Regions from separate parts of the Homo sapiens genome. Here region 1 is linked to region 2. A link is a loop called in an ENCODE intact Hi-C map of the cell type or tissue named here. Cell type or tissue: dorsolateral prefrontal cortex. All regions are shown on one strand. Links, peaks and the distances in the headings refer to the core of each region. The heading gives the core; the rest is flanking DNA.

Region 1 (16,890 bases), core at 5,227-13,226, 220 kb after region 2:
TCTCAGATGAACAATACCTCGTCTTGTTTTGCAGAACTATGTTGCCTACGTCATACTTACTTTTTTCTAACAAAATTTGACTCTATCATCAGCAGATGATTTTTTTGACCAGAAAATTAATGACTCATCCTGTAACTCTGATCCTAATATTTCTCAACATTTATTCTGACAATGGCATAGAGAATGTTTCATCCAAAACAGACTAATTTTTGTACCCATGTCATCAGAAACACATATTTTTTCAAGTAAACATGTTGACTTAGGTTGATTAAAGAGCAAATTAAATAAAATGTAAAGCTCACCTTCCAGAAAATATAGAAATAACAGTCATTCCTGGACATGTATTATCTCTCTATATTGTCACCAAAAACAAATTATCTAGTAATCCTCCTACCTTTGAAATTATTATCATAAATGTAAAAGGAAACCACATATCTGATAACCGAGAAACACAAAGACATCTTGTTGAAAATAAGTAGTTGAGAGCCATAGCCACAAAGTAATATTTATTTAGAAAGGGACACAAAAAGCCCTAATTTTGTGATGAAAATAAATGCCCATCAATCAACTATAAAAATGAATGCAGGCCGGGCGCGGTGGCTCACGCCTGTAATCCCAGCACTTTGGGAGGCTGAGGTGGGCGGATCACGAGGTCAGGAAATCGAGACCATCCTGGCTAACAGGGTGAAACCCGGTCTCTACTAAAAATACAAAAAATTAGCCGGGCATAGTGGCGGGCGCCTGTAGTCCCAGCTACTCGGGAGGCTGAGGCAGGAGAATGGCGTGAACCCGGAGGCGGAACTTGCAGTGAGCCGAGATGCGCCACTGCACTCCAGCCTGGGCGACAGAGCGAGACTCCGTCTCAAAAAAAAAAAAAAAAAAAAAAAATGAATGCAGCACCCTACAGGTAACTGGGCACTATAATTTCTTCCAGGTGTGATGCTGGTTATACTGGACAACACTGTGAAAAAAAGGACTACAGTGTTCTATACGTTGTTCCCGGTCCTGTACGATTTCAGTATGTCTTAATCGCAGCTGTGATTGGAACAATTCAGATTGCTGTCATCTGTGTGGTGGTCCTCTGCATCACAAGGTCAGTAACAGCACTTGGTGGCTACCCAAATAAAGGGATATATTGTTACTCTTTTATTTAATCAGATCCCTCCGAGGTGAGTTCCTTCATGGACTCTGCAGCCATCCATTCTCTATGAGTCCTATGTCCTTAGCATAAGAGTATTTGAATAGCCAATGGAGTGGTACAATAGCATATTGGGGTGGTACAAATTATTTTCCTTAATTTTGCCTGATGATAAAGATTGTTTTTTTTACCTGCTTGAACTAGTATCCTTATCTACCTGGATTAGTATCCTTATGTATCTGAATCAGTTTTAACATATCTTGGTATAATAACAAACACATTTTTATCTTAGGATGACAAAATAGTTTTCAGTCACAAAATGCAAAAATACAAGTAGTTGTACTTTTATGGTAAATGAAAACCTTAGATACAGAAAAACATGCAGCAAATATCACAACAACCTTTTATATCAAATTCCCAGCCTAATCAAAAGGTAATTGTTTCCTGGAGAATCAGGTTAAAAGACACAGGGGTTTCCTTTAGTTTCAACAGAAAAGAAAACCATGATTAATTAGCAATGTCTGACGTTGGGCTTGGAGTAAAGGAATGAGGCCAGTACTTGCTTAATTTCATTTGCATGCAAACCAGTGGTAACCAAGAATTGGACTTCAAGCCAAATGCAAACCAACCAAGAATTGGACTTTAAGCAAAATGCGTATCATTTATGTTCTGTGTAACCAGAAAAGTCATTGAAGATAGTCCTTACTGACTTGATTTCACTCTTCTATAAAAAGTTCCAAGGAAGTTTTTAAGATTTTCACCAAATTCACAAGGCGTTTAGACTTTCTTCATTTGTGCAGCTCTCCAGTAAATCAGAATGTTTCTCTAAAAATTGTTTTGAACAGATACAAAAATAAAAGAAAGTATCGTATCTTTAGAAAATAAGGGTCATAATGCATTTCAGTATGGTATTGCACAATCTTCTTTGAGGACAAGTGTGGCATTTGCTCTTGAAAAAGACAAAATATGGTTCATAAATCCTCGCCTGGCCTCAAGGCTTAAGGGCAGGTCATTGACTAAAGCTTTGGGCTGCTCTAAGCCGAGTTGAGTTCATCAACTCGACTCTCACGTTTAGATGCCAAGTGATTATATTAAAATAGATTCTGGGGAACATAAGGATTACAAGAAACCAAAAATACTGCATATAAAAAGAAAAAGAAAAGAATCTAAAACATAGGAAACTATGCCATATTACTCTAATATCTAGCCAATATCAGTACATGAAAAACAAAACCTATATTTAATGGATATAATCTCAACAATTTGATTGCTACTTCGACTACTGACACAAATGCAAAACTGTAAATACTTTAGCTCATGTTTTCAATTCTGTTATGAATCACAGTTGCATTCCCATACATAATAAAAGCAACAGAAATATACAGGGTCCTTTCCTCACTAGGAATTGTGTAAGCACATATTATGTGTGTGTATCGTATATGTGTATACACATATACACACATATATATGCACATTTAATAACATTACAAAGAAGAAACAATTATCTCCACTTTCAAGATAGAGACCCTGAGGTAGAAGTTGGCAAATTGCTGACTTCACACAGCTGAGCAACAAGGGCAGCAATGGTGTCCAGGTGGCCTAGTGCCAGAGCCTGGACACTTCACCATGCTCATACTGCACTGTGTCTGGGAAGGATTTTGTGTATTCTGCTGCTCAAGATTATCTAAACTGAGCTCCAAATTAGAGTAAGCTATTTTTCCAAGGCACATAGACTTACTCATTTTCCATGTTATAATAAAATAAAACCTGTCCTCAATTTATTGGCTTTTGAGGGGAAGGCATAGCACATAAACTGTATTAGTATTTTGTAATGCCTTTTACAAATCTGCCTTAAGACCACCAAACCTTCTAGAGCCTTTCCAGGATTCATACTAGTCAATAAAGCACACCAATTCCCAGTGTGGATTCATTTCACTCACCTGAAAACATTCTGCTCTGAAACCAGACTTTCCAACTAGGCTGTCTGTCTCCAAACCCCAGAAACCCTACTTTCCTGATGACCTGGCCACATTTGTCTGTCAAGACCTATTTCAAAATAGGTCTTGCTAAAAGATTTACAAAATTGCAACAAGCAGAAGTCCTCCCATTTCCTTTGATTTTTCGTCTTCCTCATCTGGTCTCTCCTGTCTTCTACATCTCTCTTCTATCTCTTCTCCTTCTTTCTACTTTCTTTTTTTAAAAAAATCTTTTCTCTTTTGCATCACTATTTTAGCCAAACACCTGCCCTCCTCCTAAACACCACATGTGTCACAAAAAGTATGGACATTTGGAGACATGTTTCAAAATGAAGAGTTGCCCTGTTGAGAAGTTGGATTTTTGATCTTTTTATCTCTAGCTGCCATTTGCTGGGAATGTGATTTCAGCTCCATGTTCTCTTTAACAGATCTATCCTCCCTCTAAAACTATACATATATATATTTATATACACATACATACACACACACACATACATACACATAAACCCACATATACACACGTGATATATATGTGTATGTATATTCATATATTTTTATATATTCTGATACTTCACAGATTATTATAATAGAATTTTATATGAACTTTCCACTATTCTCATTTGCATAGTCAAAGCATTTTTTGTTACAAGAGAAAAAAGTCAGACATTTTCAGATAATTTGACTGAATATTAGATTTTTATAGATGCTAAATAACTGGTACCAATTTATGTCCCTAATTTATACTAGTAATGTACAAAAATGATATTAGGCTGGTCCAAAACAATATTCCTTTCCATTACATATCAGATATTAACAGTTGGTTCATTCTCTGGTTTGATAGGATTTAAACTCATAACATTGAAAAGTCAATATAACATTCATTCTTAGGACATTTGAAATATAAAATTGTTGAAGACCTTTAAAGTGAGATAAAATGGGCCCATGACTTGCTTGATTGCATTGTGCTGAGTCATTCTTTGTGCCTTAATGAGTAAGCAGTTAAGGACAAAGTAAATGTCTTCCTCTTCAACTTCTGCCTGTGTTCAATTCCCAACAAAAATTTAAAGACAACTGCACAGAAAAGCAAAATAATAACTTTTCCAAAATAATCCAAGCTTCTACTAATGATAAATTCTTTCATCTGAAATATTTTAATAATTTGCTTAATCCACATCTTTATTCTGTGATTGTAGGGCCAAACTTTAGGTAATAGCATTGGACTGAGATTTGTAAACTTTCCAACCTTCCAGGAAATGCCCCAGAAGCAACAGAATTCACAGACAGAAGCAAAATACAGGGCACTACAGTTCAGACAATACAACAAGAGCGTCCACGAGGTTAATCTAAAGGGAGCATGTTTCACAGTGGCTGGACTACCGAGAGCTTGGACTACACAATACAGTATTATAGACAAAAGAATAAGACAAGAGATCTACACATGTTGCCTTGCATTTGTGGTAATCTACACCAATGAAAACATGTACTACAGCTATATTTGATTATGTATGGATATATTTGAAATAGTATACATTGTCTTGATGTTTTTTCTGTAATGTAAATAAACTATTTATATCACACAATATAGTTTTTTCTTTCCCATGTATTTGTTATATATAATAAATACTCAGTGATGAGAAAAAATTGGCATTCTTAAATTTGCGGTATCTCATAACTGTAAATATAATCAGACTAGTACAATCTGTACAGCTACCAATATTTCATGTTTCTTCTCATCTTGAGACAGCACATTAGTTCGTACAGGACTCAGTGGCTAGGTTTTGAATGATTCCAAGATCAAGGGAAATGATGGTTATTGGAAAAGAGAAAAAATAATTTACTTTATATCGAGTGAGGATAAAATATTTCCGATCTTTGAATCATCTCTATTTCATCAACTTTCTTCCCTGGTCTTCCATTTTCATCCCTAGAGCAGAAAAATCTCTGGCATATAAACTAAATAAAAGAAGAAGGGGAGGGAAAGTGTTTTATAACTCATAAAGGAGAGGGAAAGAAAATATTGGTTTTTATTGGGGAAGTAGCTTAGAATCCCCCAGTTAAGTGCATATATCTGAACTTACTGAACAAGTTACATACTAGGTATACACAGAGTGGCAAAATATATTCCATTTAGGTGGGTGGAATTACCAGGGGAAAAATGTAATAACACCACTAGATGTGAAACACCAAAATCGTGAATTCTCAAAAGCACCATACAATATGTATAGTATATAGTTCTTTGAAAAGAAGTTAGAATCACAACCAATACCCCATGAATAGCTTTGTGGCTAATGCAGCACCATAATTTGTAATGGAACTAAGATGATGATGACGATATTTCATGAAAACAGAGAGATGTTTTGAGCATATTTATGTGGTGAGGTAAGAAAGAAAATTAATCCTATAGCATCTGAAAGACCTCACTGGGAAGTTGGTATGGATTTTTGTTTGATTTGTGCATACAAATAGGTATCACAACTTGATCTGGAAAAAATAAGCTGTGAAAATTCTCAAGGAATAAGATGAAAATAAATCAATTATTATCATTTAGCTCTGCAAAGCTTTCCATGGCTAACACAGTAAATTTAAATAAAGCTCTCTTTGTCTCCTTCAAATAACCTGTGCGTGGACTTTAAAAAAAAAAGGACACTCCAAATATCAAATCAACATATTCTGAATATAAAATATTCAGTGAAAATTTATTTTCTGAAATGATGTTTGTTTAAAATACTCGTTAAAACATAAATAAAGGTGACAATCTAAGTAGGATTTAGGACTCTGAAAAACCTGGTTTTCTAGATTAGTCATCACTGTGAAAAGTGTGACTCTATTGGCACAACCATCACTCAAATGTTCCCATAAATCTGCCCTATACCACCTGTACAAGACAAATTCCTTTTCAACTTCTTCGTGGAAGTTTAGTTTGGTTAACAGATAGAAAGATGTAACGAGCCAGGGTCTCCTTTGTAAGATACTTGTGACAAAGAAACCCTTCCTCCCCATAAAGGAAGAGGAAAAAATGCAACATCCACAGAGACTTATAGAGATTAAAAGAAAAAATTCCACTGACTCTTGCTTGTAGGAGGGTGAAATGATTTGACTTGTTAGATATGGATGCATTGCTGTATGTGAATTTTTATCAAATGATCATAAACCTAAGTCCTTGGAGTTCATAGTACAATACACTCTTGCCCATTTCCATGCTCACCCAACCCATGAAGGAATTCCTTTTAAAAGATGCATGACAATCTTAAGTGAGCACATACTATGTGAGAGGCACTATTTAAGGTCCTAGGGAAATACAAATAAAACATGGTCTCTGCTTTAAAAAAAAAAAAAAAAAAAAAAAAAAACTCACAATCTAGAACTAACAGATAATCACCCAGCCTCTACTGGCATATTTCTGATAATCTGGAATTTCATCCTTGGGCAATTATAATTTTTCAGACAATTCTTTCTTATATCAAGATGATGCTTATTTCTACGTGGTTTCTACCCAGGGCTCCTATTTTTTCTCTTGGGAGCAAAGGAATAATGACTTATGAATTTAAAATAAAAAGACAGAAATCATGTTTTCCCATTCACCCCACAGCCTTCCTGCAACTCTCTTCATCTCCAAGTGAAACATCCTTAATTTCCTCATCTGTTCTTCATGTGATATCACTTCCACATCCCCCTAGCATCTGCATCATCCTTCCTTGGACAAATTCTCCTTTATCATTATATTTCTTTGAGTGTAGAGCTCAGAATTGCACAGTCTACTACAGTTGTCTGACCAGCACGCTATATAGCAGAACTTGTAGAAAGCAAGTTTAATTGAGAGCTGTGATTCTTAAATTCATGTTCTACTTAGACCTGCAATTTTGCTGTGGAACCATGAACAAGCCATTTCATATCTCAGATCTCAGTTTCTTCGTCCATAAGATCACTTCTGTCTCTCTATCAAGATTCTATATATTCAGGAAAAAGGCACTATACTTATATTATTGCTACCAAGGACCATATTAACTACTTTTATTGCTTATCCTCAACTTAAATTCAAAATCCTTTTAAAGTAAACTGCTAATGGCCAGGCGTGGTGGCTCACACCTGTAATCCCAGCACTTTGGAAGGCCGAAGCAGGTGGATCACTTGAGTCCAGGAGTTCAAAACCAGTCTGGCCAACATGGCGAAACCCTATCTCTACAAAAAAAAAAGCATACAAAATTAATCAGGTATGGTGGCGCCACCTGTAGTCCCAGCTACTTGGGAAGCTGAGGCAGAGAATCACTTGAACCTGGGAGGCTAAGTTGCAGAGAGCCGAGATTGCGCCACTACACTCCAGCCTGGGTGAAAGAGCAACACTCTGTCTCAACAAATAAATAAATAAACTGCTAATAAGCCATGTCATTCCCTCATTTACTCATTCATTCATTATACATTTATTATCAATTTACCAAGGGCCTTCAGTTACCAGCACCATGCTAAGTTACAAAAAGACAAAGATAAATAAGGCAGAGTCCCTGCCTGAAAGTAGTTCACCATCAGAACATCCCAGTTCCTTGCATCAGAGATCTCACAGTCCTATGGGGAAGACTGAGAAGTAAATAAAAAAATTATGAAGAATGTGACAAAGGCTCTGATACTGGTCAGCTCAGAGTGCTTGGGGACCCTGAAAGAGGAACTGCAAGGCTGGAGAGGTGTCCTCTTAACACAGAATGACTTCATCATTCTCCACACATACTCTGACTTCTTGCTTCTGATATTTTACATGCTCCTCATGCTTTCTTCACACCCTTCTCTTCACAAAACCCAGAGCAAATAACAGCTTATCAGTGAAGCCCCTCTGACTCCCTTGGCCATCTTCCTAATTATCTTATAGTGCTTTTCATGTTGTTCCTTAATTGTCCATGCAAGTCTGTTTTTCCCTTAGCAAAGGAGTGACAAAAAAACAGAAAATCAGTGCCTTGCCAATTGTTTTCGTTTGCTTAAGAAACATTTATTGGATACTACACCATGCCAGACACTATTCTAAGTACTGTGATGTAGCAATAAAGTGCCTAACAGGTCTCTGCTCACGGGCTCACATTTCAGCAGAGGAGGTGAAGGTGCATGAGGGGAGAGGGTTCATCAAACAATAAAAAAAGAAAAAAACTGAAAAGTTTCAAGTTCTACACAAAGAATTAAAAATAGGACAAGGTGACTGGGTAGTGAGTGAGGACTGGGTGCCTCCAAAGTGAGCATAATGTTTAAAACTTGGCCTCTGAAGCAAGGCAGATATGACTGCCAGTCTAAGCTTCACTTTACTAACTAACCTTGGGCTAGTTGCCTAACTTCATTATGCCTCATATTTTAAATGGAGAAAAAAATATATTCCATGTCGAATATGACTAGTTTGAGAAATGAACATGACAATCCATACTTGTGCTCAGAATAGTGACATGCACACAGTGAACTTCCAATATATGGAAATTATTTTATAGAGATTTGATAAATAAGTGTTGTAAAAGTAAATAAATAAGAAGAAACCACATTTCATCAGTTAAATATTGCATCATGGGGGAATCATATGGTCACAGAAGGAATCAAGCAGTTATCCTTACTCAAAAAAAAAAAAAACCATCTCTCATCTCTTTGAAGACAAGAGAGCTGGTTTTGGTTCTGGAAAATAAGACAATATAGAGTTAAGAAACAACACAGCATCTCTAATTCTCTTTTTCAAATGGGTCCACTGGTATTGTGTCTGAATAAGAGGGGGTCATTCTGCTACTTTAAAATAGGTCTATCCTGATAAAGCACATACCATTAAACCTCTTGTGTGATTTCAGACAGGGAATGAGTGAGTCAATATTGCAGTGACTTTGCAGGATCAAAGTCTTCCCTTGCATGGATCCTGGAGAAATCAGTGCAGACTATTGAAATATGACAGAGATTATCTCTATGTCATATTAGACTCTCTACTAATGTTTGTCTTCAGATGCTCCTTCCCTTTGCCAAAATTATGCAACCCCTGCACCACCTGTTGTTCCTCCCCAGTTACAGTAGACGTGTTAGTTATATAATTAATCATCTGAATATCAATGATAAAAGGTTTTTCACTGAATTAATTGATACATGCATACGATCATCCTCAGGAAGCTCACATAAAGGACGGATAAAGGAGAAACAGAGGATGATACAAAGTAATGGGGTGGGTTTTATAACAAGTGCATAAATATACAAATGAATACGAACCTTTGAAATCAACATCAGGAAGTTATGTGTGATGTCCCACCTGCTACCCAGCACATTCAAAGCCTCCTTCCAGCCTCACCGTGGACAGAAATCTACTGACACCTCCACTCTGGGTATGGCACCTTGGTTGATATCTACTTCCAGTAATACTAAATGTGTTGTTTTAACTTGAATCTTTTGTACATTTTTAATTTTTAATTAATTTTTACTCTTTCTCTTGTATCAGGTAAGAAATGAAAGAAATAATATTTTATTTTTCCAAGCCAAATTTAATCCAGGACAAGAACCTAACTCAGAACTAATGAGAAGTTCCAAATCAGGTATTATAGGGGAAAGGGAGAGACGAACAGGAGCAAGGCCCCACCCTCCGTTCTCAGTGGTCCCATTGCCATGGCTAAACCTCCCTGTCTTCCTGATCCATCACAGGAACTCCCCACACGAGTGGCTCAGCCACGGTGATCGTCCCGAGGCAGCGTCTGTCAAGACCCACACAGTCAAACCCATTCTTTTGGGTTTGGCTGTATTTTGAGAGGGCTTTATTCCCTTCCTCTCTATGGATGTCTCCCCTTATTGGGCTTTCTCTCTTTCTCGAAGTAATAACCACCTCTTTTTTCTTCACCTCATGCAATAGCCATCCTCCATTATAGCCCTTCTCTGCCACAATCTAGCTTCATTCTTTTCCATGAACTTAGACCTTGAAAACAGGGGCCTTCTAATGAATCTAGACATGAAAACAAAGCCCAAATTATCATGAAGTACATCAAATAATTAATAAATATATTACATACGTAACACTTTATTACTTTATTAACTGGCAAAATTAGCAAATATAGATAAGCCGGAGGCATAAAATAGTATCACCACCAAGAGAAAAGCACCATGGTGTTTGTGTATATCGTTTCAAATAATTTATATGAATATATTAATATATGTTGAGTTTTTCTAAGACAAAATAATTTATTAATAAACTGAATCCTCACTAAAGAATATGAAGTTTAATAGTTATTAAGCATAATTTGTCAAACTACACATATACAGTGTAGCTTTTGTGTACATTTCAATCACTCTCAGTTACGAGTCAGTGAGGCCTTTAAAGAATTTAGCTGAGGATCATCTCTATTGCACTGCATCTTTACCTTTCCTTCCACCATCTCACATACTACTTAAAAGGGGCCTTTTGTCTTCGCACTTTCATGCCAGCTGAAGGCATTCTCAGTCTCATGCTCTGCATCTGTCCAAAGTGTACCCATAAAGCATGGAAACCTTATTGACAGTTTCTCCCTCATTATCCCTGTGCCTAAGTCGTATCTACCTAGATCCAGAGATGCTAAGGCAGTTTTTCCCCCCACTCACTCTAAAGATGCTTTGTTTCTTCTCTTTTCACCTTGTGGAGGTCTCTTCCTCTGATCCCTAAGCTGGAGAAGCCCAGGGTTTTGCCACTTAACCATCGCATGCTCACAACACATTATGCTGAAGCTGCCATTCTTTCACCAGTTCACACTTAAGTTAAACTCATCTCATAATTGGTGCTAGCCTCAAAGCTGAGTTATTTTTCTCAAACTGGAGCTCTCCTTCCCCACTGATGTCTCTTCCTCTGCCTTGCACAGTATGAGTAAAGAGCTGTTCACTGCCATTAGTTAAGGCATTCAGCTTGGTTCAGAACCAGGAGTTTGTATAAGTAGTGTAACATTGAACAACAACAGCAATGACATTAAGTGTACATATTTTTACTTCTATTTATTCAAAAATGCAACACCTGATAATATTCAAAAGCACTCAAACCAACTCTCAAGCCTAAACACAACATAAAATTGAATAATTAAAAATAATGTAAAAAAATCATGTACATTCCTTTAAGTAATATACAAATAGCTGCTACCCATTACCTGAGCTGAAGTTAGCTAATACAAAATGGCATTGAATTTTACTGGAAGAATTACTTCAGCAAAGACAGACTGAATTCTACTAACAGGCTTCACTACATGTTACCTAAAGGAGTCTTTTTCTAAGAACCAAGAGGAAGAGAAAATGTTATGGCCACTAAAGAACACACTTATCTCCTTACTACTCACTTGCGGGGAAAACAAAATTCTTAGCTAGAAATTACTTCATCTGTTCACATCCGTAACCTCTTCACCAATGACAGTTCCTGTAAGTCACCCTCAGCATGAGAAATGACAATATATGGTATGGGGGAAAAAAGAAAGTGAACCGGAAAGAGCTAAGTGGGAAATCAGAAGCCCTGGAAAGGTGAAAGGAATGAAGATAACAAACTATTGAATTGTAGGAGGAGGGCAATTATGGGAAGAGGAATGTAAGAGATTGTCCATTCAAATAATCCTTCTAGAAGAACTGAGTCTAAAATATCTGATCAGGATTTCAGGACTATGAAATGACAGCAAGAAAGCAGGGAGCAGAAAGGTGGCATCGCTGGGAAGGCCTCTTGCCCCGAAGTCTGAGAAGGTTAACCTTCTGTGTATACAGAGTTTGCAGGCAGAGGAGCTGGCTTGGCAGGCTGGGCAGAATCAGGCCAAGGCACAACTCCAAAAAATGATTTTCAGGACTCTGGGTGAGAAGGAGAATATGTTTAAAATAAAAGTTTTGTCATGTGCATATTTTCTTCCTTACAAATCTTGACCTCAAGATATGTAAATTAGATTTTGTATATTCTGCAGGGCAACCTTGTCCCAAAGCACTAGGTCTGCTCTCCAGATAAAGAATAAAAGAAAGGCTCATCCTCTCCACCCAGAGGCTAGCCCTCCCTCCCAGGGATGTGGAGGTGCTGTAGCAATCACAAGTGCAGGCTGCTGGATAGTATCTGATCTGGCTACTCCTGGAAAACAAAATCCTAGGGTTATAAAGCAGCCCTGAGAAGCATTAGAAAAGACAAGCTAAAAAAGGAAGCAGACTAGCCCCTGCATGTAGAAGACAAATCCATCTGTAGTCTGCCTGGGGATATATGGGTCAGAACTGCCAAGCGGAGCAAACCATTGGAAAGTATTGTTTAGGTTTGAAAAGATGAGTAGAAAGAGAAAAATGACTGCTCTTTAAGTGGAGGTTAAGAAAGAAATAGGAATGGAAGCCCCAGTGTTCCACTTCTCAGCTATTCCAAAGGCACGTGACTCGTTCTTCACAGAATAGTGCTAAACAGAGCTGGGTGATTTGTAATTAAGCTCACAGACTAAAGAGTGAGTCTTATAAACAGCCAGTGATGTTGCTGGCTTCCCCCCAGAGGATTGAGACTTTGCTACACCAGCATCCTCAAAATAACATTATATTTCACTTTTAAATAAGATGTACATGAATGTTCACTTGTGCCCAATTACAGTAATGCATGATTTACATAAAATTAACTCTCCTGCTTAATTACAGTCACACAGGGATTAAGGGAGAAGGGGCTTTTGCTTTGTAAACAGTACCTGCTTTAACACTTAGCCTCTCCATGAAGTAACTAGTCCAATCATAAATGAAAATGAGTTCTTTAGTCATTGAGATTTGCCATATATTTTTATGGATCAGGATAATGTGTAAACTGAGTCAGGACTATGTGTAAACTTCCCTCAGAATTATGTGTAAAATGAGTCACCAGAGTTTTTATCTAGTTAGAGCAAAGGAATCCAATTCTTTTGAAATGTGAATGTATAAACTGGATTGCTTTGTAGCAAAGATCTAGGGTTTTGAAGTTTGGCATACAATGTGGAGTTTAACCCTCTGGGTAAGGAATCTGCAAAGGGCAAGAGAATGAGTCTCCAGTTTTCCAGAAGCAGCAAAGAAAACGCTTTCTTTAAAGGGCAATCCAAAGCTGCTTTGACAACAAGATGATTAAAGGCTGCCCCTTCTCTCATCTTACATCTGTCACTTTTCTGCATCCTGCTTTTTGTCACAAACATGAACAGAATTTTTCTCTGAATAGGACTTCAGAATGCACATTAACAGAGAATTAAAAGTGAAGTTCATTGCAAACCACCCCAAAAGAATTTTTCCTTTTCTCCGCCTCTGCCAGACCAGGTGCCAGAACTGGAGTCGAAGAAAATTCATTGAGCTGGCACAATGAGAAAATGATTGAAGGCAACAGGGATTGAAGTTTCATCGTTATCAGTTCAGTGGGGACGTGAAAATGCTTCTCTAAAAAGCTGCACAAAAATACCTCAAGGGGACTGAACACTCACTGCACTGGCTAACCACAAAAGATGGCAATTTCATTTTGCCACATCGTCAACCTTTTTTCACCTAGTACATAGAAGCACCAGATACCATAGGTAGAGAAAAGGCTTTGAAGGAGGGAAAGAAAACAAGATAACCTGTGAGCACCTAGGAAAAGCGTGGAAGAACAAGATCTTAGAGCAGATTGCATTTGGAAGAAAGGATTATAAATTGAAATTAAGCAAATTGGATCTTATCTTCAGAATATTGAAAAAAAAATCACATTCCTAACTCAGGGCTCAGTACTTAACTTCTTCAGAAATACTTCTAAACACTATTCCTAATAAACTAGATACCTATAACATACCAAGCACTTTTTTATAAAAGAATCATTAACCAGAAATCATTAACCAAGAATTGCATTTAATATGTGCAAGCATGGTATATAATACAAAATTATTTTACTTCATAATCCCTGCCCACTTATTTTGCAACAAAATGTTAAATGTACCGACCTTTTCAAGTCCTTAAATTTAGGAAGGCTTCTGTGGGAGAGGTTTTCAAAGGTATCTTTGGAAAGTCTGGAGATAGTACAGGGTCACTTGGCAGTTTGTGGGGGAAATTTTTCCAGTCATCTGTATTTTATTTCTTTCTTTCATCATTGTAAATTTTTCTGTCAGGATCTGAGGCATTAGAGAGATTAAGTTCTTGATTTTTTTTTGTTTGTTTGTTTGCTCCTTTGAAATCAAGGTCTTTCTGTTCTCCCGAGTTATCATCTCCCTGGCACTGGCTCTTTCATATTGTGCCCGATGCTATAAGGCATCCTTACTCTAAAATGCATGAATCAACCTTCAATTTTCCATCCTTTGATCCTTCATTGAGTTGTTGTTTCACAATATCAAAAAGCCTCAAAAGCTATGACTTGAATAGTGGCCATACTCAAAGGAACAGTATGACAGGCTTGATCCTGAATACACAAAATCAAAACGCCTTACATTTCACATGAAACCCTTTATTTGACCTGATAGTAATGGAATGAAGCTGTCCTTAAAGCACTGAATTTGTCTCTCTAGCTGCATTTGAAGATTTTAAGAATTGATATCATGGTTTATTGATTGTAATAATGTGTAATGTATATAAAATTATAATTTATGACTAAGGATAAAAACAGGAACATGTATGAACCTCCTACTCATCCTATATAGGAGTGGGATTGTTTGGGGCACTTTCTAAATATTATTTTGATTATTTTTTATAAAAATTCCCAGATATTTTATTATTTTGCCAATTTTAGGATGAAATGACATAAAGTAACAGGTAATGTTGCAAATAATGTGGCAAAGGTCACAGAGTCAGGATGAGCCACTGCCAAGATTTGAACCCAAATCAAACCAAAATCTATTCTGCTCCACCATATTATGCTGTTTTTTTATGTTCTGTTTTATACTAGAATTGAAGAAATAATACATCTTTTGAAGTTACATGTTGGCATCCAAATTTTTACTCCAATGATGGTGCAATTGCTTCAATTATTTTGAAATTTTGCTATGGAAATTATCCTCAGAGATAGTTTATGAACCACACCAGAATGCCTGTTTTAACATATTATAAGGATGCTGTCTTTCAATTTCTACCTTTCTGTTCATGCCTCTTCATCATTCTCCCAATTTTAACAAACTTAACCACACACAAAGTTCTTCTTGCCTAAAGTATAGTTGCCAGGGAAAAAGGCTAAACAAGATAGCTTCAGAGTCTTATAAGTGATATCATATCAGAAATTATCTTGTTCATGTGTATGTTTAGTTGTTTTTTCTTTTGGATCTTTTCCCTCTTACACCTTTTCACGCCCAAGGAATGTTACTCTTCGTGAGATCAAGAAGCCTGTCTAGTTGATACGACCCCAGTTCTAAGAACAGTTCTTGGCATTTTGTAGGTGCCCAATTAAACTTGATGAATGAATAAATGGGTGAAATTTAAGTCATCCCCAAGCTTCTTCCAAGTTGTGTGATATGACTGCTCTATGCCAGTCAAGAACGTAACTATGCCATTATGACATTAATCAGCAGAAGATGAATAAGATATGTTCAGTATGAAAGTTACTGGTCTCTAAATGGAGCCCCAAAAGTGTAAGCTAACAGTACAGAAGCAGCTAAAAGGGCCTCAGAGTCATGTTTTCCTTTCCTCTTTCTTCCTTCCAATTCTCCATAAGCCATACCAGTTTCCAGGAAACACCCTGCTGGGGTAAAGGGTAGTATGGAGCTGGTGTGCTATAAATTATAGTCATTACAACATGTCAGCAGACCCCCCAGCTGAGCTCTTTAACTCACTGCCATGAGAGCTTTCAAGGACATTCACTTTCAGGAAGGTTTAGGAGCATCAAATGCCTTTTGCAACCCACCAGGTTTTTTAACTCACGTGAGTCTGACACTTGTTAGGTGCATTTTATCTTGCAATCTATGTAATTAGGAGCTGTCAGATTAAAAATGATTTGCTGCCACTGAAAGGCATTCCAACTCTAAGATTCATTTGTAAATGTTGTTCTCTTTCCTTTGTCTCTCGTTGTATCCTTTCAATACTTAGTACAAAGCAGCATGAGGGGACAATGTATTGTGACCACCTTGATTGCCAAAGAAAGGCACATCCTAAAGCTCATTCAGAAAAAAATCAATGATTGTCAAGTCATTATTGGAATTTTCAGACGTCATATATACATCCTTACAATTGTCAAAATGCAAATGTGCTCTCGTTTTATTTCTTATTAATATCACTTATTTTTGACCTTTACTCAAAGAAGGAAAACTTTTTAAGTGGCTCTTGTTGGCAGAGATCAGAGTGGCTAAAAAGTGAAAGGATATGTAGAATAAAACTCAAACACAAAACTAGACAGGAATAAAGGAACAAGGGGCACCTAGTCCTGTTTCATTTGTTGAAGACACAGGCTCTGATTTTATCATTGGCCATTCATGTGAAGGGATTCAAGAAAAAAAGAAAAAATAATGTTATCTAAGAAGCGTACTTCCAAAGCTACTGAGGTAAAAGGTGTAAAATGAACCTTTCCTTCCATGAGATCAGCCATAAATGAAAGAGATGTATTCAGAATAAATTACCACCAGCAACAACATTCATCAACCAGGCTTTTGATGTCATATGGAAGAGTTGAGGGGTGAAATGAGGAAAAGCCATTTTAAATTACCTAATTCTAAGGATGTGCATTTCCACCCCCGCCTGGTTTAAAATTTCAAATAAATAAAAGCCTGCTTGTTAATAGTTAAAATGATTAGTAGGTAGAAGACCCTGGATCTGTCAGACCCAAAATGTGCTAGAGAGAAAAAATCCATAAGATACTACCGGAAATAAAACTGTTTTTAATTGTATATGTTACTATTATGTGTTTGCACATTTATTATTAAAATTTGATTACTC
Region 2 (16,890 bases), core at 5,762-13,761:
GTTCTTTTTCTGGGTGAGCAGGGAGCCATTGGAAGGGTCTGAAGGAGAGGAGAATGTTGTAATCTGACTGGTGATTTTAGAAGATCACTCTGGCTGCTGTGTTGAGAACATGCCTTGCTGAAGTAAGAGAGTAAGGGAGAAAGCAGGGAGACCTGTGCAATTAAAAGGAAAAAAAAGATAAAGTTTCTTTTCTCTTGTTGTCATTGATTTGGGGATCACAGTATCTCTTGTCTATTTTAGACATTCACTCTGCTACTCATCTGAGGGACTTTGTGTATGGTCCTTTATTGAGTATATTGAGAAAATATCCTAGGTTTTGCTGTAGTCAAATCTATTTTTAATCCTCATAAGGTATTTTTATATTGGGGTTTTATTTAAGATATCCTTCTTCTTTTTGAAATTTTTAATTCCAGATAGTATTTAAGGCATAGGAATGTCTCTGCATGCTGCAGTGCATGCCAAATTGCATTGAATTTGTTTCAAATTTGGATTTGAAAATACAGCTTTTTCTTTCAATGTACTAAATGAACAATACATATTATAGGATATGATTTTCAATGTGTACTTAACAAAGAGCAATTTCATTTTCTCTGGTAAATTACACACTCACTTGTTACAGCTTTGGGATTTTAAAAAATCCAGGAATAAATAGAAAACAATATGTTTAAATAATGTTGGCATCCTGGCTCAATGAGTCAAACCAAAAGAATTATTCCAGTGCCTGTCACTTAGTAAACTAGTTCTGAAAAATCTTTTAATTTTGTGTTCCTTGCTGATCTCTCTCTGAAAAGAATAAAGGGAGAATTAACTGGATTTCAAATAATGTTGGCCTGGTGCTTCCACAAACCTATTCTGCAGATTGGTTATTTAAACTGCATTCATTCCAAATTAAATAATATTTCCTATAAAGTTGAACTTTTTCTCTATTTTCTTCTAATTTTCCAGCTGCATTCTTACTCGTTTCTCCTGTAATTTGTCTGACTGGATTGCTATTCTGTCGTTACCTTCTTTTGGTGAAGGCCACAAACACAAGGAACATATTAGTGGAATCAGTTGGAGAGGGAACCCATTTCTATAATTGCATCTACAAAAAAAAATGGTGTACTCTGCATATATTTGGTCCTGGCAACATTGAGAAGTTTGCATGTTCTTGTGGGCATTGAGATGGTGTGAAAGTCATTACAGATATGCTGACTATCCTCTCCAGAGAACATAGCACTTGCAGAAAAATATGACCTTTGGCAAGTAGAATTTCTGACACACTGATTTAAGTGGTAGTGGTGGCAACTCGTTGAAAGGACATGTGGAGCTATACAGTGTCATCTTTTCTGGCCCCTTTGAGCCTCGTGATATAGTTTGAGATCTAATCCTTAAGGGTTAGAGAGTTTTACAGTGTTGAGAATTTTATTCAGTTACTCAAAAGACAACTGTAATAGCAACTTCAATGTGGTTATCTTTAAAATAGCTGTTATTTTAAAATATAATTAAAGAGAAACACAGCTGGCAGTTTAAAGGAAAAAAAGGAATTAGTAGTACAGTTAAATAGTGCATCTTAAATAGTGGGGTGATATTAAATGGTTATATTCTGGAAGCTCATGCCCACACTGCCTTTGAAGTTCAGGCTGCCCAGCCACATTCAGGCATTGATTCAGGAAACTCCCTTGGCCTTTCAGTAAGAGAGAGCTCCCTTATGCCAGAACTGCTTTGAAATAGAATGTGGCAGAGCTGTAAAGTGGGTCCAATTCTACAAGTCAGCACACTCTGTGGATTTTCCATTGTGAATAGTTCTCAGATCTATATCTTCAGACCCTCCACCAATAGTATATTTCAGCCCTTAGGTATCTCTCATCTATAGCATTGGAAAAAAGCCTCCTAACAGGCCTCCCCAATTCCATACTTGCCTACGTAAAATATTTCTTACTTGCACAGTCAGAATATTTACATAGAATACTTATCTAAGTATATAATTCCCCTACTTGCAATTCAGCAATGGCTGTCCATCATCCTTAGGATAAAAATTAGTCTTCCCAACAGGAGATACAAAGACCACCAGAACTGGTTCAGTTCCTGGCTCTCCATTCACATCATTCATTTTCTCTACCTCAGACTTGACACTCCAGTATAACTTTTTGTTGATAGTAGTTCAGTGGGATAGACCATCAATTGATTGCATACCTCCATGCTTTGCTAATGTTCTTCTATTTATCCAAAACCCTTCCCATGTTTTTGCTTAAACATCATTCATATTCCAAGACTAAAGTCAATGAAAATCTACATCAGGATGATTGTCCTCAATCTTCTGGTTGGACTACATGTCTCTCATCAATTATACTTTGTATCATCAGTCTGATTCATTCAAATAGTCTGTGTATTATATGTGCCTCAGGCTAATGACTATTAATACCTGTATATTAGAAAAGAAAGCCTGGTGCTTAGTAGAATTTTGTTAAATATTTGCTCAGCTGAACCAATGCATTAATACTAACAACAAAAAGTGTGCTTAATTCAGGTGTGATGGCATGTGCTTATAGTCCCAGCTACCGAGGAGGCTGAGGTGGGAGGATCGCTTGAGGCCAGGAGTTAGAGGCAGCAGTATGTTATGATAGTGGCTATAAATAGCAACCGTACTCTAGCCTGGGCAATGTAACAAGACCCCATCTCCAAATAAAACCAAAAATTTAAACAAAAAAATAAAATTTAAAAAGAAAGTGTGCTTAAATTTCTAAATGTTTCCACTCACATTCGCATGCTGCCATTTAAATTATTTGAAATTCTAAATTAAAAGCTGGATATGAATGGTTTTGTGTACTAAAATAACTGTAGAAGTATTTTAACTTCATAAAAGATGACTGAAAACCAGCAACAACAATAAAAAAATAATGGCATGCCAGGAGGAGCCTAGCAAAAATGGTTTGCAAGCTTAGCCTGAGAGTCATCTAATACCAGTATATGAACTTGTGATCTACCTCATTCTCCAAAAGTAGTGTGCAGAAAGAAAAGAATTGAAGATATTTTAGGATTCTAGCTAGTTTGTTTGTAATTGAGGTAATTTTCACCTATATGAATACTCTATTCCACATCCAAATTACTTATTCAAATCCCAAATGACTTTGGCCAGAGAATGTATTATTTGGAATTCCATTTGATGCCTTCATTTAATTTGACATTGAACCAGTTGTGGGGGGTGGGTGGCAGGGGACTGTCTTTTTGGAATATTCAAGGAGTTATAATGATAGTAAATTTATGATAAAGTTCATAAAATTTACTTTAACCATCAAAGCATATTACTTGGAAAATAAAATGCTAGATATTAATTCCTCATATCTAGAAAGTCTCTTACTTTTGTGAGCAAAGAGAATAGAATTCTTTGAGCATTTGACTTTTGAAATACTCAAAGATATATGGAGAGAAAAATGGAGCCTCCATCTGATGCCATGGGGATTCTAGATCAAATGATTTTAGAGTAAGTCACATCACTGTCAGCAGACTGAAAGTAAAGACTCAACCAACAACGTTTCATAGAATTGTGTCTGGCGTGTGCTATGTGCTTGTTAAATACTTGTTAAATTAAGGGATGAATGAATGAACTGTCAGGGAAGTGATGTGAACTGCTAGGAATACAATTAGTTGATGCATGCATCAACACGGAAGCCACTCTTCTACTTCCCAGTAATTGCTAACTATGACCCTCAACTTACTGAGAGTGGGCATAGGAAATGCCATAATACACATCATCTCTGAAGAAACCTGCAAAGTGATTCTGTTTCATCCATTAACTTCAAGCCAGATCTCCTACCCCTGTCCTCATGCTCTTTTATCTCATCTGTTTGCTTCACACATGAAACTTCAGCAATGTAGTAATGCTCTGATCGAATATAAAATGTAAGTGTAGAGGATAAAAAGGAGAACTTGGAAAAAGAAGGTAAAAGAACAAACTAGTGAAGAGAAAAGGACTTTTCTATGCAAAATAACAGAAGGAGAAAGGAGAAAGCAGTGATGTTCAGCATTTTGTAGAAAAGTTTTAATGTTTAAGTAAGGGAAAAAAAGATGGAATTTTAAATAGCTGCAGGCGTGGGTAGGCTGTATTAGTTTTATACATTCTCTTAACATTTCAGTATTAACATATACAATATTTACTAAGTTTATGCATTTCTCCCTTTGATTGTTTCTATACGCCCAACACATGTTTTCAGAAGAAAATAAAGAAAAATGTGTTCCAGGCAGAGATTTTTTTTCCTAACTCCACCACCACATGCATATTTCTCACCCATCTAAAATAGCATTTAATGCTGCCATTAGATATTTTATTAGGAAAAATAGGTTTCGTTCTTGCCAGATAAGACAAAGGTTGAAATCAATGCTTCATTCTGCTGACTAGGAGAATTAGACAGCCTTCTTCTACTCCGGTACTTTTAAAAATGTGTTCTGTGGGACTTGAATGCCTCAAGATGCTATTCTGAAAAGAGTATCCATTTAAGTGAGGTTGATAAAAGCAACATATTTTGATGCCTTTTCAAGAGCCATATATAAGGTGACCAACCAGTGCCAGTTTGCCCAGGATTTTTCTGATTTTAGCACTGAAAAGCTTGTATCCCAGGAAACTCTTCAGTTCTAAAAAACTGTTCTAAAAAATTCATATATATCTTGAAGTAAGAAATATGCTAAATTTTGTTTGAAACGTGTTTTTTAAAAGAATACCTGACAATGAAACATTTTTTCTTAAGCAATAATATTAAAATTCAAAGGGATTAGTCATCTATGATACACACTTTGGGAAACTCTGCCCTAATCCCATCCATTTTTCTCCTGGCCCCTGGAGTCTCTCCATTTTGTTGCCCCGTTTTGCAGGGCATGTGGAGCCTGAGGAATGGTCTAGTATTGTAACTGCTTGAGTTTCCTCCTGAGCCTTAGACTAGAGGTACTTAAAGCCTTAAGCCTGAAATTTAAAATAATTTACATATTGAAAATATTTTTATCACTTTGAAATATTTCTCCTTTCTCAATATCTTTTACAAATATGTACCTGTCTTAATGCAAATCTTTTGGGAATTTCTACAGGAATGTAATACATTGTAAGAAAAATCCCTAAAAAGTCTATATTCCATTTTCCATTACATAATTCTGGATGAGTCTTTGTATATTTTGGGAAGTATGTGTACATTTCAAAGAAGAAAGTCATAAAGAGTTTTGAGGCTGCCATGGTATGGCAACATAGGCATTCCGATAACTCTCTTCTGAGCCCTCTCTGTAAGAACAATTCCCATACCTGAGGGGAGGTAGAAGAACAAGACAAGGAGTAAGAAGCATAAAACGGAAGACAAACAATGTCAATGCTTGGAAAGGGAGAAAAATTCAAATTCACAGCCACTTAGTTTCACTTATTTTTCTTTTCAAATAACCAACAGTTAAAAGTTTCATCTGGCTCAACACACCTATACTCCCACTGCGTCACGAACTAGAAACAGGTGCCTTTTCCTTCACCTGCAAACAGTCATAAAAGGCAAGCCCATTTCAGTGAACACCCGAGGACTGGGCAAATGAATGTATGAAAGGGGATCTACTACACTGAATAATGTTTCAAAAACTGTATTTGTTTCAACTAATTCTGAATTTTTTCTAAATTCAGAGATATTTGTCTAACTTCCTCTAAGTAGTTTTCACCTCTAAATATCTGAGAATTAAAAAGTATGATTTCTGACATTTCTAGCACACAGTATCTACTGCTAATGCTGAGGGAGCATTCTTTTTGACAAAGTCTCTAATTTTTTTTTTTTTTTACCTCGGAGACAAGACTATGCAAAAGAAAAATGCAGTAGTTGCCTACTGTTCCCTGGGGTTATTGGAGAGGAAAGGGAGTGGATGGGAAAGTACTTCAAATAGTATATTACTTTTAGGTATGCTGCTTTCAAAGGGGGTAATTATAGAAACACTGACAAAGACACATCACTGTTGTTTTACAAATTTTATGTGTGTGTGTATTTGTATGACTCACAAAAGTTCATACAGCTTATCTTCTCCCATAATTGATAAGCCCAGTATAACACTCTAGAGACTAAACTATCTTGTTTTAATATACTTATAATGAGTACGTACTATGTGTCAGGCATTTTATAGCCATATGTTAAGTACTTGCTGTAACTCTTCAAGAAAGACATATCACCTCCATTTCTGGGTGAAGAAAATAAGAGACACAGATATTAAGTTATTTATGCAACATCAGGTAGTGTTAGTGGCAAAGCCAGGATTTACACCCAGGCTCCTGGACCTCCAAAGTTTCCCTTTTCTCCACTGTCTTTATGTGTAGTCTGTTATTTTTTAAAGTCAAGGATTTATAACAGAAAATTATAAACTTTCATATTAAAATATGTTAAATATGTTATTTTGGTTAAAAGTAAGGTGTTTCTATTAAGGAGAAATACGGCACTAGTCATAGAAACATCTGTGCTATTTGTTTTGTGTGATGTGTCTTTGGCTTGCTAGTCTCCTGCACATGCAAGTATGTGTGCACAGGTACACACACACACACACACACACACACACACAGTTTTTATTCAGAGTATTCATTCTGCTAGTATGTATTAATAACTTTTATATATTGCTATATTTGTACTCTGAGCATTGATAACATAGCATAATATTATTATACTCTGTGCCAACCATATTTTAGATGCTAGAGATACAGATAAAGTCCCAATTCACAGGAAGCTTAATTCAGAAGAGAAAAAACAGACATGAACCATGCAAATAAATAAGCAAAAACATTTCAGAGTGTGGTTACTTTTTTTTTTTTTTTTTGAGACGAAGTCTCGCTATGTCACCAGGCTGGAGTGCGGTGGCATGATCTTGGCTCACTGCAACCTCCACCTCCCATGTTCAAGCGATTCTCCTGCCTCAGCCTCCTGAGTAGCTGGGATTGCAGGCACATACCACCACGCCCAGCTAATTTTTGTATTTTTAGTAGAGACGGGGTTTCACTATGTTGGCCAGGATGGTCTTGATCTCCTGACCTCGTGATCCACCTGCCTCAGCCTCCCAAAGTGCTGGGATTACAGGCATGAGCCACCGCGCCTGGCCTGTAATTACTTTTAAGAAAGTAAAACAGTGATGTTATGCAAAGTTACTAGGTTTTGTGGTAAGAGTGAGATTTTCACTGAAGCCTTAAGTAGTAGAAAGAACAAGGTACACAAAGATCAGAGGCAGGGCATTCGGAGCAAAGGGAAGAGCACAGGCCAATGCCCTAAGGGATGCCTTAGTGAAATCCAGAAATAGAAGGAAGGTAAGTGCAGCCCGAGCATAGTGAATGAGCAGGAAAGTGGTAGAAGAGGAGAGTAGGGAAGTGGTAAGGAATTTGGAATTTATTCATTGCATCATGGAAAGCCTTTGGAAGACAGTAATATAATCCGGTTTATATTTTCAAAAGATTGCTCTGGCATCTGTGTGGAGAATGAATTGTAGATGAGGCAAGAGTAGGTGCAAAGAAAGCAATAAAAAGATTATTATAGTGGAGCAGGCAAAGAGGATCCTGACCTGAATAATATGGTGGCAACAAAGGTGGTGAGAAGGTGACAGATGTCCTGGGGGCCATGTCTATCCTCATTATTTCCCATTCCTTTCTATATTGTTATTGGTGTGAACAAAAATGTTACATGCCAACGCAAAGAAGGATATGGAAAAGGGAAGAAAAAGAAATAACCCCATCACGTCATTTAGCACTCGCCAAGTTCTCCATGCCCATTTAACATAAATGAATGTGTAGGTTTACTTTTAAGACATGAAAATGTGTCATAAAAAGCATTATTTTAAAAACCAAAGCCCATGCATTGAGCCTACTATATTCATCTAAAGTAATTTTCTCAGACTTTCAAGAGAGAAACAGATTGATGTACTTTTGGGGTTGTTAACTAGTGGCTTTTCAATAAAGCCTGAGTATATTGATGATTTTGTTTTTCACTTACCTTTTAAAATTTATACAATTTAAGTACCATCACTGGTATGGCAGTAAAAAATAAAATATAAAAATAGACAGCTCCATAATTTGGCCTTTAAATGGCTTCACATATTTATATTCTATGTAGGATATGTAACAGATTGTGACAACAGAATCAGATATAATCAAATTGCAGCCTTACAAATATAGCAAATATCATGAAACAGCTCCCTTCTGCTGACTCAAAGAGTGGGAGTTTCATTTCTTTCATTATATTTTTTCTGTAACAGCTTATCACTAGCAACACCTTTGGAGCATTTCTCCTTCTTTGTCAATGTAAATGTCCACACAATAGCGCTTTACCTATATTTGCCATCAATTTTCTCACATTGGATTTTCTACTCTGGAGACAACTAATTTGAGTAACTGGAAATATAAAGCCTATGGCTTCCACCTTCAGTTTCCCAGTTCACAGAGCAATATAGAAAGTCACTTCCAGATGCAGAAAGCCCAAGGCCCACCCATAGACTTTGTTCAGCCTCCGTGGTGCTCCTTAGCTTATTTCTCTAAAGCCTGCAGATTTTCATATGTGGTATTTGGGGAAAATCTTATTATCAATATATAAGCATCACTACAATTAAGCTCTGCTTGTTGTGATGTCTGAATATCAATAAGGACTCCAGTTCATCCTGAGAGTGACAGCCATTTAATTCACTCTGCCTGTCTAATCTTGGGCAAGGATTTAAAAGATGCTGTCAAATATTTGTAAACATGTCGTGCATTTTTCTTTCACAGAGATTCTTTTAAAGTGAGAAGAGTTATTTTCTGTTTTGTCTTGGATTATTGTTTGGTTTTTAAAAGCTCATTTAGCTTTTCCTCTTCTTTAATAGTAAATTGCAATTTTTTTTCCCCCTAAGACTCACAGGAGCTATCCTTCACTGTATTCATGAAGTGGGAGTAGTGCTGTACCAGTAGGGGGCGCTCATATCATACCTATTTTGTGGGTTGGCGAAAAGTAAATTTTGTAGGTTTGTGTAGTTAAGGGTGGAGCTATTTTAACTCTAAAGCCAACAAAGATTATGAGTTGGAATAGAAGTTATTTCCCCCTGTTGAAAAGTTAAACTTTGCTAAAGTTGTAAATCTTCACTATGGTACGAGTTTAAGTGGCTTTTGGTTAATGAAACTGCATGCTGTGGTTGATGTTTTCAGATAGCTTAATGTGGAGAATTTAAAACATATTAAAAGACTTTTTTCCTGATAGGTATTATCAAATTTTTTAATCCATAAATAACAGACACAGCACACTCACCCCTGATTTTAAGGGGTTTCTCATATTTGTTTCATGGCTGTAATTTCATGTAAACATGGCTGATGGTGATGTGAGTAGCAATGGACATAGAGTTCAACTTGTTTTTCTGGTAAGTGTCTCCTAAGTAAGTTTACTTTGGGGTCATTTGCCTTCTTCATTACATTGGCATCAAGTGTAGTCCCAAAGGCATCAAGATCATGATTAGCTAACTTTCACCAACATCAGTAAGGAAGCAGCCTGAGGCATCCTTCTATTCCTTTTTCTTCTTCAAGGTTGTTATGTTTGTCCTTTGAGTTGTCAGCACCCTTCAAAACGCTCTCTGTAATTTTAGAACCTTTAATATGGTGAACATCAAGCATCTCATCATGCCAAATGTAATTTTCCACACCCCCAGCATTTAATGTGTTCACAGGAAATGAAAAAAGAATCACACTTCCTCTCTTTGCTTGTTCCTTATGCTTTATCGAACACCATTTTAATGCCAGGCACAGAGTGAGAGACCAGAGATTAAAAAATAAAAGATGAACAGGGCTTATCACTGCCCACAACAAACTCATGATCTAGGCAACACATTATTTTGTGTACTGGGGAAAGGATGGCTCCAAAGCCTGTTTTCTTTAACAGAAGAAAAGGACACAGTTGTCTCCAGACTGGTCCACATGTTTAACTTTCACATCGTTCCTGACTCAAGCAAGTTGACTAATTGCTTACACTATACATCCCAAAATTGAAAGTCTTTAAATTTGGAAGTGCATTATGCCTGCCTTTAGATGGACATGGCTTATGGATTCACTTATGTCATACAATTTTCTTGCAAACTACTATGCTGTTTCAGGCCGGTGAGGTGGCTCATGCCTGTAATCCCAACACTTTGGGAGGCCGAGGAGGGCAGACCACTTGAAGTCAGGAGTTCAAGACCAGCCTGGCCAACATGGTGAAACCCTGCTAATGAAAACACAAAAATTAGCTCTGCATGGTGGTGGGTGCCTGTAATCCCAGCTACTAGGGAGAATCGCTTGAACACGGAAGGCGGAGGTTGCACTGAGCCAAGATCACGCCACTGTACTCCAGCCTGGGTGACAGAGCAAGACCCTGTCTCAAAAAAATAAAAATAAATTAATATGCTGTTTCATAGGTTGAATCTGCTTGGACGCTGGTATGCAAACGGGAGGGGGCAAGGGGAGAGGAATAGGAGATGACATGGGAAGATGAGACTGGGAGACGGTAAAGTGTCCCCACTTCCTTAGGGTGAGCTCCACAACTGTCTAGCAATTCTCTAGCAATAAAATGGCTGTCCTAAGATTGATAAGCCTTTAGCGTGGCAGAGTGATGACTCTAGACTCTCGGATTTAAAGATCTCTTTACTTCACACAAGGTCTCTTTTTCTCCTCTCTTTCCTCTACATAAACTTTCTTCTCTGTCAGCATTACTGCTGCCTATTGCATCCAGTTTACTATAATGCATAATTACCATGCCATCATTGCTGCTGCAAATGCCTTTTTCTCTGTTCTTTCTGCACATCCTTTTCCATTTATCTTATATTTCCTGTTTTGGAAATGTAAGATACATCTATATACATCATGGTGCCTTTGTAATGTTAAATGTATTTTTTTCTAAAGAAGGTCCCCTAAATTGCAAAAGCTCAGGCTCCACAGAGACTTAGATCAGTCTCTCCCCATGGGTTTTAATATTCAAATCTTTGGCTCACCTTCCAGTTGCCTTGTTGTTTTTGTTGCTGCTGCTGCTTTTGTGTTATGATTCTGTAGGTAAATTGTTTGTAGGGCTTGTTCTTTTCTTAATGAATATTTTTAATATCTTTTTTTCTCCCAGGCAGTTTCTTAGTCCAGAGTTGTGCCAGAAGCCAAATTTTCTAATAGAGCTTAATGGATTCTTCGACAATTCTTGTAAAATATGGTATCTTAAACATCTATCACTAAAGTGGATATTACAGTACAGATATTGCAAAAATGTGTTTAACAGGGTACATAGAATTTCTGCCAAACCAAATGTTGATACACAGTATTAATAGGACTCACCCAGCAACTTATATTTCAGCCTTCACATTGACTTTGATACCAAATTCTTTTTGAAATCTATTGAGTACTCTCTCAATTTCACCCAACTTGGCCTCCCCTCCCCAAACACACATATTTGCTCCACCTAAGAGGCCTAAGTCTCTCAAAATTTTAGAAGGCAGTCAAACAAGATGCCCTTTTTCCAGGCAGTAATATCACAATAGAAAACATCTTCTGAATACTAAACCTCTGGCAGCAATAGAGTCTATTCATTTCGTTGCCAAAGGAAATGGTAACCCAGTAATTATCACTGGCCCTATTACTTCTTCTCATTAGCCCTTGTCTCACACAAAGCAGAAGTTCAAGTTCTTGGTTCAGACTTTGAGATTTCCAAAGAACTGGTTTGGCAAATGACTTTTATTTCTTGATCAACATTTTGTGTATCAGGCCCCTATTCAGGTTCTGCAACTAGAGAAGTGAACAGACAATATTTGTGCTAGCATGGCAATAAGTTTTGCTGAAGCAGGGCAATGAGGTGGGAAATATTAAGGGATGGAAGAAGACTGTTTAATTATCTAGAACACTTCCTTGAAATAGATTAACAAGCTTTCAATACCAAGCAGTTAGGGTAAGCCATTGCTCAAAGGGACTACTATGACAGTTTTTTGTATTACCAAATTTTATTAGATGTTAAGTCCATACAGAGGTTGAACTATATACAATGGCAGTAAACTGAATATGAAGTCATTAAAAATTAAGTTTCATGCTATTCTTTTGGGTGTCATGACAGTAGCAAAACTAGCGCATTCAGTTCCCAGAATCACAGCTTCATCATAAAGATGAGTCATGTTGAACTAAAGGGACTATATTTTAATGAGCCAATCTGGTTACTGTAGCTCATCTATGCTCAGCAGCAGACTGCCTGGGGAACAGGAGACAATCTATTTGTCAAATGAAGAATTAGTCCCTGATGCTATCCTTCGGCCTTGATCCCCCCCTCAACACTCTCCTCTCTGTTCCTTCTTGTATAAAGTCTTGCCTTGGGGGTTTCCCTTAACTACAAATAACGGTAGCATAAAACAATCTGCATTGTGCCTGCGATTCCCCATTTAGCATTTGTTGACAAATAAGAGTCATCAAATATTTATTATTTATCTACAATGCTTTTAGCACTGTGGGGTTACAAAATAATCTTTATAGAATAATCTCTTGGCCTTGAGGAGGAGTTTCTAGTCCTTTGAGAGAGTGAAAACCTCCATACATGGAACTTCAGATCAGAAGGTATGGTCTGTAGTCATTCAGAAAAAAATGATCGCTCGACCCTATGTTAGGTAGTCAATAGGGAGAACCTTAGAAAGGAGTTGGGACATGAGTTAAACATTAAAGAATAGTTTAGGTGTTGAATAATTTGGCATTTTTATCATTTTCCGATTTGCTCTCTTTTTAAATTCATGTACTAAAGATTTCCTATTGACAAGCATACGATGCACAATTATTTTTATTCCTGATTTCAGTGGATCATTCTGTGAGTTGCTGTGGTTGTTTTTCTAGCTTTAGGAGAGGATTAATACCTTGAATCCTTACTTGTAAGTCTCACCAGCACTAGAGGTTTTAAAGTGTGGAGTAATAACATCTAATGTAAGGGAACTAGAGTGGAGACAAAAACATAGGGGAAATGCTAATTTTCAGTAGTCAGTGTAACCATGGGTAATTTTTACATGGGTTTGTGATATTCTGATGTAAATGCTTTAAAGTAGATTTTGAATATATTATTTTCTACTGAATATCGCATAGTGTTATTTTAAAATTTATTAGGAAATACCAACTCTGTGCCAAGTAATGAACATTACTGATGGCTAAAATGCTTGGCTAGCATCAGATCTGTCTAGCTTTATTAAAAATAATAAATCTAGATTTACAAAGTTCTTGACACACAATATATCAGAGATATAATCTCAAAAATGTATATCCAAATAAGTTCTGTCCTTTAAATTTGGTCCTCTATGAAATGATAATCATATCTGAACAGTAATACCATCATTCCATAGATTTTTTAAGTCTGTGTTTCAGTCTTTCTTAAAGTGCCAGTAGACGGCTGTACAGATAAATTTCTTACATTATTGTGAAATTCACATTTTTATGAAGATGGTATTGCCCCTGCTTGATCATCTGCTTCATAAATTCACATAACAAACATTTTGCATGGTACTCATACTGTGCCAGGGAGGCAAAAATAAATTTGGCGTGGATCCTGCCTCTAAGGATTGTACCACTGGTAGACTAAAACAGGTAAGAACTTGGCAAACGAACAAGGAAAAGGCCATTTGAGATAAAGGAAACGCACATGAAGACATGGAAGTGCGGAACAGCATGGCATTTTCAGGGAACAACAGATGGTTTGGCATGACTAGAATATGAAATGCAAGGAGAGAAAGGGTGCAGGTGATGCTTTAAAAAGTCATTTTAAGCTAGACAATGAAGATTTTTTAACACTTAAAATAATTTCCTATTATCAAAGATTTTATCTTTTTTACCATAGCCTGGAATAAAGTTATAGTGGGCTTTTCAGGTATACTTTTATTAAAATTTGAGGGAATAGGGACGGTAGAAACAAATAAATAAGCTTAGAAGTGCCATACGTGGTGTCAAAGTGATGTCTTGCTTTCACATTAAAAATAAATATATATTTACAAACTTCTTGACATATGATATATTGGAGACATCATTTCAGAAACGTATATCCAAATAAGTGTTACACTTCTTGTGAGCTATTTTGTTTTTTAGTCACAATAATTAAGAAAACCACAGAGTACAGAAACTAACTTTTATGTGTTTTTATTAAGCTTTAATACTTATATACATTAACTTATTTAAGATATATATAACAATCTAAGTAATACGCATTTCTCTTCCTATTTTACAGATGAGAAAACTAAGATTCAGAGTAAAAAAAGTGGCCTAAGATGTCCAGGTTACTAAGAGACAAAATCAATATTCAAACAGATATGTTTGGCAACAAAGTTAATAGTTTATACTGTGTTGCCACTTTACCTCAGTCAGACTTTATCTATACCATATTTGGGTTTGAACACCTTCTGTTCTAAAGAAATTTTAAAGTTTTCGTTAAACTGTCCCAAATGTCAGGTAGGAAAAGTTGACACTGATTTCCCTAAATCACAATATTCATATTAAATATTCTGGAGGTTGCCAGGGAAGAATTTCATAGCTATCTTATCTACACCATCCTATACAAACTGCATCTTGGTCCATTAATCCTCAAATTATGTTAAAGAAAAATTGGGACTATTATACAATCTCTAAGTGATAGTAGGCTCTCAAATGTGACTTTAAGAACATATGTTAACCTCTCTCGACCTTAATTCTTCATCTCTAAAAGGAACAGTTTAGACTAATAATCCCAGTGATCCTTCTGCGTGGTCTCAGGATTCTGTGCTCACTGCAAAATAAATAGCATTTCAGTCTGTAGATACGGTATATGCTGGCTTACAGGTGAGAGAGACACTTTAAGTGTGATTATTTTATAACCGCCAAATTCGGAATCGGATTTGAGAGCTGGGATTTTTGTGTTTATTTTTAAGAACTCTCATGGCCTACATATTTCTGGCATATGTAAAATTTGTTACTGGTGATATACCCTGTTTATAAACAGAAACTTGTTCTTTAAAGACAAGGTACCAATGTGCTTAATTTTTAAATCAATAGAAATAAACTAATCAAGAATACCCATCAACTGCATTGTGGAGTGGTTGTTGTATGAGGAGGCAGTAGGGTATAAGGATTAAGGACCCAGACTCTGGGTTTGAATACTGGAAATGCCACTTCTTCCTAACTGTGGAACTTTAGGCACATTAATGCTGTTCTCTGTGGCTTAGTTTTCTCATCTGTAAAAACAATTTCTGCCTCATAGAGTTGTTTTGAGGATTAAATGTATTCATGTATGTGTAGTACCTAGAACAGTATCCGGTACATATAAACATTCATGAAATGTTACCTGTTGTTAGCATTATGGATAAGAGATCACTTATTTGAATTAAAGAAGCTACAGAATTAATGGATAAAATAAAAATATTGAAGGTAAGCTGCAAGAGGGCAGAGGTTTTTGTCTGTTTTCCATATCTGTTTCCTGGGCACCAGCCTAAGTATCTGGCTTAGATTAAGTGCCCAACATATATTTGTTGAGTGAATAGTTCAAGATTCAATGACGTTGAAACCTCTATTATCTTGTTTTTTTTTTTCAAATGTTCCTCTGTATTTTAATGTTTCTTGTATTCAAGAGCATTAAGCCATATGCTATAAATTCTATAACATAATGAGTAGTAAGTAACAGCTTTGGTCTCTAGATTCCTGTTTCAGTTCCTCTGTGCTATTTTAAGCAGAAATACCATAAAATCTTAGATAATTTCTTATAAAAACAAGTGTTAGGCCTCATCTTTTTTCTTCTTTTTTTGACAAGTAAATAAAACCAGGCCTCTGCTTATTTAGACATTTCATGGGTCTTGGCAGTTCTCTTTGTTGTAGCAGTAGCTGTATTGATCCAGCTGTTGCAGTTGCTACTTGGGCAGCTGCTGGGCAGCATTGCCAACTGCCTCAGATGGTTTTTAAACTGATTTTAGAGAGAAAAACAATCCAGGAATTCCAGAAATACAGCTAAGCCTCCCCTCTCTCTTGTCCAATTAGCAGCTATGGCTTAGAACCATGGATTCCAAATACAGCAATCCTACTCTTTTGGATACAAACTAATGCCTATCTTGAAGAGTCTAAGTTGGATAAAAATCTCACCCTCAGTCTCAGTTTTAGTAATAATACTTTAGAATTACAGTTACTGTAAGCCAAGTGTTTATAAGGATTTTCATAATCTGTATCTTATTTTACTTAAAAACCCACGCTTTCTTCTCTTTACTCTTTCCCAGATAGACATAGTTCCTGAGTCACTGTTGATTAGCCAAAGTGACAAGGATAGCCACTTTAGTTAATGAAACTAAATTATTTCTCCCAAAACTAAATTATTTCTCCCAATAGGCTCTCGGTCAAAATCATGCTGATATATAAGGTGCTTTCCAGCTTTGTACTATCTTAAATATTTTATTGTTGTCTAAATGATTTTGTTCCAACCATAAGCTTGGAAAACAAGAAAATTGTATAGTACAACACCAAAACCTAATAATTGTCACCACAGGGTGCATTGGCCAATGGGAGGAAACTTTGCCTTTTTTATTTTTTTTAACAGAAAGAAATATCGATATCCAACTTAAAGTTCCCAGGAAGGGTATGAAAATTTCGCATAAAGATCTTATAAGTTTTATAGAAGGAGAGAAGCTGAAAACCCATTTAGACCTATTCTGCCCAAAATGCAGTGGTACAGAAACCTGTCAAAGTGGGGGAATGTACTTTCCAAAGACCAGGGATGAGAAGCAGGCAAGAAGCCCTCAAAAATCAGCTGCATGAAGATGGTGGTTGCAATATCACCAGCCTCATAAGAATATGTATATGTTTCAATTCCATTGTGGAGGTGGAATCTAAGCACAAACAGTCCCTTGGCGATCACCTGAACAGTCTCCAGAGAAAAGAGAGAAAAGAACGTACCTGCTATAAGCATTATGGAAGCTTTTATAATTTAG

The links. Hi-C counts contacts between places; a loop is a spot of excess contacts. Peaks named below come from ENCODE experiments on the same cell type or tissue, not always from the same donor. Only the 100,000 strongest peaks of a DNase experiment are listed, where the experiment ranks them.
Region 1: a loop joins it to region 2, with 2.8 times the contacts of the local background. A loop is called at or near these places in 4 of 110 quality-filtered maps.

The regions. Positions count from the first base shown.
Region 1 is chr2:191,937,882-191,954,771 of GRCh38, reverse strand. TMEFF2 (transmembrane protein with EGF like and two follistatin like domains 2) reads left to right here. Exons shown (of 10, transcript NM_016192.4): 9 at 935-1,093; 10 at 4,365-5,726. The coding sequence ends at 4,461. All of the region lies in intron 1 of CAVIN2-AS1 (CAVIN2 and TMEFF2 antisense RNA 1), which reads right to left. Among named protein-coding and RNA genes, the nearest start is that of CAVIN2, 99 kb to the right of the region's middle. In dorsolateral prefrontal cortex, for the core only: no CTCF peak of the experiment used is centred there; no DNase peak of the experiment used is centred there; H3K4me3 peaks cover 258 bases; H3K27ac peaks cover 907 bases.
Region 2 is chr2:192,154,632-192,171,521 of GRCh38, reverse strand. All of the region lies in intron 4 of TMEFF2 (transmembrane protein with EGF like and two follistatin like domains 2), which reads left to right. Among named protein-coding and RNA genes, the nearest start is that of TMEFF2, 32 kb to the left of the region's middle. In dorsolateral prefrontal cortex, for the core only: CTCF peaks have their summits at 8,714 and 8,915 (motif pointing right); a DNase peak (open chromatin) is centred at 8,881; H3K4me3 peaks cover 276 bases; H3K27ac peaks cover 5,609 bases.